Regions from separate parts of the Homo sapiens genome. Here region 2 is linked to region 1. A link is an interaction called in ENCODE POLR2A ChIA-PET data of the cell type or tissue named here. Cell type or tissue: Panc1. All regions are shown on one strand. Links, peaks and the distances in the headings refer to the core of each region. The heading gives the core; the rest is flanking DNA.

Region 1 (2,903 bases), core at 109-2,608:
TGCTCGGGCACCCAGCCGGACTAGCCTGAGGGTTTTTGCCCGATCACCTGATCCAGTCTGGAAGGACCTAGTGTTTTTTTTGTTGTTGTTGTTGTTGTTTTTCCCCCGAAAATAAAAACCCAGCAATGATCTGGTGTCGGGAGGGGGGAAGTGGAGGGGAACTTCTTCCGGTCCAGTTCTGAGCTGCCAGTGAAAAACAGAAACCGTCCATTTAGGTCTGCTGGGGTAACAGTGGGCCAAGGAGCTCCGGGTTTCTGTGGAACCAGAGCGATATCAGACTATAATCAATCCATCCACAAATCATTATTGAACCTTTGGGTTCTGAGGACCTCTTTCCAGGACGTGTCTGCTAAAACAAACAAACAAACAACAACAACAACAACAACAAACCTACCCAAAGCTTCAACCAAGTCTTGATGGAGTGTGATTTTGAGGCCTTTATCACTGAGCCCTTGGAAGCAGGCCTAGCGCGCCCTTCCGATCATTTCGGTGGAGTAGTGTGGGGGAGGGTAGGACCCGAGTCTCTAGTGGGCGCCCGGTGGGTTCCCGCGGGTCCCCGATGCCACGGGTGAGCTCACCAGGGACCTACCGGGACACACCTCCCCCCGTCCTGCCGACCTGGGCGGGAGACCCGTCACCTCGCCGGCCCAGGCCTTCCTTCCTAGCCAACCCTGGGACGCAGAACAGCACAGAGTCCAGGGAAACCCGAGCCTCCGGTACAGTCTGTGATCTGCCCTTGATCTCAGGGTTTTGTGCGGAAAATAAAACCACTTGAGACTGAAAACATCCGTCTGAAAAAGAGACAAAAGGGCTAGGGGGTGGGGAAGAGGAAGAGCGAAGGTGCCGGCCTAGGGAAGAGCTCTGGGACAGCCAGGTATGGGCGTGCGGGTCCTGGGACGAGTTTCTTCCCTCGCGTCCAGCCGGGGCTTGGCCCCAGCAGCCTCCCTCTGCCCATGCCCCAAGCAGAACCGACGCGGCCTCTGATCCTGGAGTGACTTCCTCCCCGCCCCGAACTTCGTGGGATATCACTGAACCAGGGAAAGCTGATACCGATGCCGGTTATCATCCTGGGCATTAATAATGCAGTAAGGATCACGATAATTAATAATAATAATGACGGGCCTCCCGAGGGGGCTCCAGCTGCCTCCGGATAAAGCGACGCTCGCGCTGAGGGGACTTCTTAGGTGGTGGATGGAGGTGAGCGCGAAGGAAGCCGGCCTAGGCTCACTGAAGTTCAAGTTGACGGCGGCGGCTAGCAGAAACCGTGCTCCAGCCGCGGCAGGTTGGGCCTCCCTGCGGGCAGCTACCCGCAGCGCAGCGCGGGATCCCAGAGAGGGGCGAGGGCTAGCTTCAGTTTCGTGTCTCTGGAGTCAAGGCAACAGCAGGTTAGCATTTAGGTCCGTTTAGACAGCCGGGCAGGGATAGGGGTGGGGTTGGGGTGGGGGGGACGCCTGTCCCCCCCACCCCACCCCCAGGCCCAGGCCCAGGCTCCTGAGTGTGGTGCAGGCTGTTGGGCCGCGAGCCCCCGCGTGCGTTCTCAGTTGAGCAATTTTCACATCTTGACACTTCTACACTATTGCCATATCCCCTCCCCTCCATCCAGTCCTTCGGATTCGAAGGGCAGAAAAGAAAGGCCAAAGAGAGAGAATGGACCACCTTGTCGGGTCCGTGACTTGTTTGGACAAAGCCTTGGGAAGCGAGGGACCAGGGACTGGGAGCCCTTTCGAGGAAAAGCGGCTCCCGCCCGCTCCACACATCCTAGGGTGGACTCGGAGACCACTCCCAGGCTGTGATCTTCCTCGTTCATATTTTATTCTCCTGCTGAAAACTAGGATCAGCGCCCCCGCACCTGAAGGGGCCTCGGGTGGCTCTCTGACTTTCAGATGGGGAAAGCAATCGAACCAACTCAAGGCTGTGAGATCGGCCACCTCTTCTGGCCCTTTTTGTTCTTCCCCAGATGGGAAGAAAAGCCCCAAACCCCATGGTAAAATTGCCTTCCCCACCCCCATCTTGTCCTTCTCCTTAGATTTGGGGCTTCTCTCAAAACCAATTTCCACCAAAAAATAAAAAATAAATAAATTTTTAAAAAAGTTGAAACATTTCCAATAGGCCTTTTTGTTCTTGCACAAGTTATGACAAATATTTCATTTGACTCCTTCGTCCCCCCATGGGGGTGGGGGTGCTTTGGAAAACTCTAAACGATTTTCCTCACAGCTTATAATGTGTTCAATGAACTCTCCCAAGGATCAGTAACATATGCCAATTATTTTAATAATTTCGCCTAATATTATTAGGGGTTATAAATTTGATTTTAATGGGGCTCTGATTGCTTCAGGAGTTGGCGCTTGGGCAGTTCGCAGAGCCGCTGGGGAAGGCGAGCCTGGCCTCTGTCACCCTCTGGTCACTCCCCCACCCAAGGCTGGACGCCTTTCCTCCCCACTGAACAGGTATTGTGACCTCCGGGAGGTCAGGGCTGCCCCTCTCTCCCCAAGCACCCCTCAGGCCTGGCCAGCCTGGTCCAGAGGCTCATTCCAGGGCTGGAGGGAAAGGAGAGCAGGGAAGCCGCAGCCATCGCGCCACCCGCGCTCTGCGTCTCCACGGCGGTGCTGCGCGATCCTCTGGAGGTGTCGCTGCCACCACCCAAGTCTTTTTCCAGCTGGGAGAGCTGGAGGGGGGAGGTCCAGCACTGCCCAAGGCCTCTTGGAGCTACTGGGAGAGGGAGATATTTTGATGGCTCAGAAATTTAAAAATAATCTTCCCCATCCCTACCCTTTCGTTATTACAATTATTTTTGCCTTCTTCCTTAGAGTATCTTGTTTGAAAACTCCGATCAGCTCCTGCGGGGAAGGTAGGAAGGCTGTAAACGTGGGAGAAAAGCTGGTGGCTGGGGCTCTGGCTCTCTC
Region 2 (2,903 bases), core at 262-2,761, 560 kb before region 1:
CAGCTAGAGCTTCAGTCTCTTCTTCAACAGAGAACTTCCCCGTCTGTTTCTCCTAGTTGACCACAGAGTATGTTGGGGGGTGGCGTGTAGATTTTGGATCAATCCCTGGCTTAAATCCAGCCCATAACAGCTTTGCTGTGTCAGTTAAATAACTCTTCTGAGCCTCAGTTTCCCATGTGTGGGATGGGACAGTAACACCTGCCTCGTCACGGGGCTGTTGGAGGCCCAGTTTGTGAATTCCTCATTTCCCCAGGAGAGAACAAAATCAGTTCCTGGAGAGCCCCTGACAGCCCCCATCCATTGAATTTTCTTCTTCTCTCCTGGGGAAATTAGAAATTCACAGGGCAAGTTTCCACCAGGCTTTGCCTTCCTGAGAGATCTGGCCTGGACCACACTCAAAGCTTGCCCTGCACATGGCTGGGAGAAGGGTCAAGGGCCCCTCAGGTGCGGGTGGCTGTAGAGCCAGCATGGTCTGGAGGGAGTGTGCCCACAGGGAGCTACCCCAGCCAGGCAGCACCTCCTTTCCTTCTGGGGTGCTAGGCCAGGGGAGGAGGTATAGCCTACCTCTTTGTACTGGTCTTGCCCCCTCTGAGAGACAGAGACCTGCTCCCTAGGGAATTGCCTTTAGATGGGGGCAAAGGGAAGGGAGAGAAATTCCTTAACCTGAAAATAAGTATAATCATTGTTATATTAAAACAACGCCAAATTTGCATGAATTTTAAAGAAAAACCCTGTACATCGAAGGGATGGGAGCACCTTCTTTGGGCAGCTGTGCCCCGTTCCTCAGCCCTTCTCTGCCTGGGCACAGGTGCCCCCTGGACAGCACAGCCTGGGGGTCCTGGATTTTAGGGGACCCACTCAAAGGGCCAATAAAGGGTTGAACACTTTTAAGGTGCTTCAACTAGGAGTTTAGCTACCCCTTAGCTATTTTGTGGTTACTGAAGCATGGCCCCCAGGAGAAATCCCTTTTTCCTTCTTTTCTGGGAAGTTCCTGGGAGCCGAGGGGAAGTCTGTTAATACCAGTTCTGGCAGGTGGGAAGAGGCTAGTGGCCTCCTCACCTTGCCACGGGCGCTGGTCCCTCCCTGGGGAAAAGGTTTTCTTGGCTTGGACAGCTTAGGGGCAGAGAGGAGAACATCCTTGGTTTTATCCTGTCTGTGTATATATACATTATGGGTTTTTGTTTTTTTTTTGAGACAGAGTCTCGCTCTGTCGCCCAGGCTGGAGTGCAGTGGCGTGATCTCGGCTCACTGCAAGCTCCACCTCCCGGATTCATGCCATTCTCCTGCCTCAGCCTCCCGAGTAGCTGGGACCACAGGCGCCCGCCACCACACCCGGCTAATTTTTTGTACTTTTAGTAGAGATGGGGTTTCACTATGTTAGCCAGGATGATCTCAATCTCCTGATCTCATGATCCACCCGCCTCGGCCTCCCAAAGTGCTGGAATTACAGGCATGAGCCACCGCGCCCGGCCTTGTTGTTTTTTAATTAAGAAAGTAGTTTTGGATGAGAGAAATGATAAAACTTTTATATACTCCTCCCAAAAAAGTTAAATGCCTCACATGTGTGAGCTGTTCAATTCAGAAAATGGCTGAGTAAACATGATTTTAACTTCATGACTGAAAGAACACTGTAAATTTGGGGAGAAAAAACAACAACTCCATAATGAAAAACAAAGCGGCTGTTCTGCTGTTTCTGAAGCGAGTGGATTGGAGAAAGCGCCTCAGTGGGAGGAGCCGCCTCTCTCCCTAATAACCACACAGCAACAGCTGGGGCTTTGCACGTTCTCTCGGGGCATTCCACTGTCTCGGGAGTGGCCTGTGCGTGGGCCTTTAAGTGCTTTTTCAAAAGCCAAGTATATACCCAAATGTGCTTTTAAATAATGTCTAGGGTCCTGGGTTCCACCCCCAACACTGGGGAGGCCAAGGAGTTGTAAACCCAAACACTGGCGTGTTTGGCTGCAGCCTGGCCTGGCTTTTGTCGGCGGTTTCTGGCTATAATGGTGCTTTTAAAAGTGGTGTGTGTGTGTGTGTGTGTGTGTGTGTGTGTGTGTGTGTGTAGAGTATAATCGGCTCGGATTTAATTCATTCAGCGCATCCAGTTTCCTTAGAAGGGCCAGTGGTGTGTGTGTGTGTGTGTGTGTGTGTGTGTGTGTGTGTGTGTGTGTGTGTGTGTGTAGAGTATAATCGGCTCGGATTTAATTCATTCAGCGCATCCAGTTTCCTTAGAAGGGCCAGTCCCTCCAGCTCAATGCCTTTTTCTGGAAGTTTTGGCCTCAGAATTCAGGCTGTCCGGCCAGCACACAGTGGCCGGCCGTGCGTTCACGTTCAGGACTCACAGGAATGTGGCAGATGGACCCACTCTGTGCAGGGGCTGTAGAAGCTCGCTCAGGGACACATGCCGAATTGCCTTCCCCGCTCCCTTCTTCCTTGTAGTTGAGTCTTAACTTCGCTCTCAGCCATTTTAATTGAATTTAACTTGGGGTAATTATACAAGCACTGAAAGGATTTGAATGCTTTGGGAACAAGATAATTTATACAAAAAAACTTAATCAGGCTTAATTTTGAATTCTATGCTTTTATCTTTAAAAATGTTTATTTTTTTCAAATGTGTGAAAATGGCATTGTGTGTATGTGCTCATGTGTGTTGGGGATGAGGTCTCATCTCCTTGGGTGCACTGACGTAAGCAATGGACTTTTCTAGAGTTGCTTTCCTTTCTTTTATCTGCCACCTCTGGCTATATGATCTCCAGGTAGTTAGCATCTTTTTGGAGGGTTTAAACTGGTTTTAATAATATTCTTAGCGAAAGGTGATGCTGAAGGCAAACCTGTTATTACTACCAAAACGAGTCCTGCCTTACAGAGCCCACTGGAGGCGGAGTCTGGCTGGGCCCTGACCCAGCTCC

Evidence for each region. ChIA-PET counts read pairs that join two places held together with the same protein. Peaks named below come from ENCODE experiments on the same cell type or tissue, not always from the same donor. Only the 100,000 strongest peaks of a DNase experiment are listed, where the experiment ranks them.
Region 2: POLR2A ChIA-PET joins it to region 1 with 8 read pairs; 2 of 35 experiments call an interaction of 5 or more read pairs at or near these places.

The regions. Positions count from the first base shown.
Region 1 is chr13:99,987,500-99,990,402 of GRCh38, reverse strand. No RefSeq gene overlaps it. Among named protein-coding and RNA genes, the nearest start is that of ZIC2, 7.2 kb to the right of the region's middle. RefSeq lists an enhancer at 1-95. In Panc1, for the core only: no CTCF peak of the experiment used is centred there; no DNase peak of the experiment used is centred there; H3K4me3 peaks cover 16 bases; H3K27ac peaks cover 1,738 bases.
Region 2 is chr13:100,549,572-100,552,474 of GRCh38, reverse strand. The region is part of intron 2 of GGACT (gamma-glutamylamine cyclotransferase); the gene reads left to right. Among named protein-coding and RNA genes, the nearest start is that of GGACT, 38 kb to the left of the region's middle. In Panc1, for the core only: no CTCF peak of the experiment used is centred there; no DNase peak of the experiment used is centred there.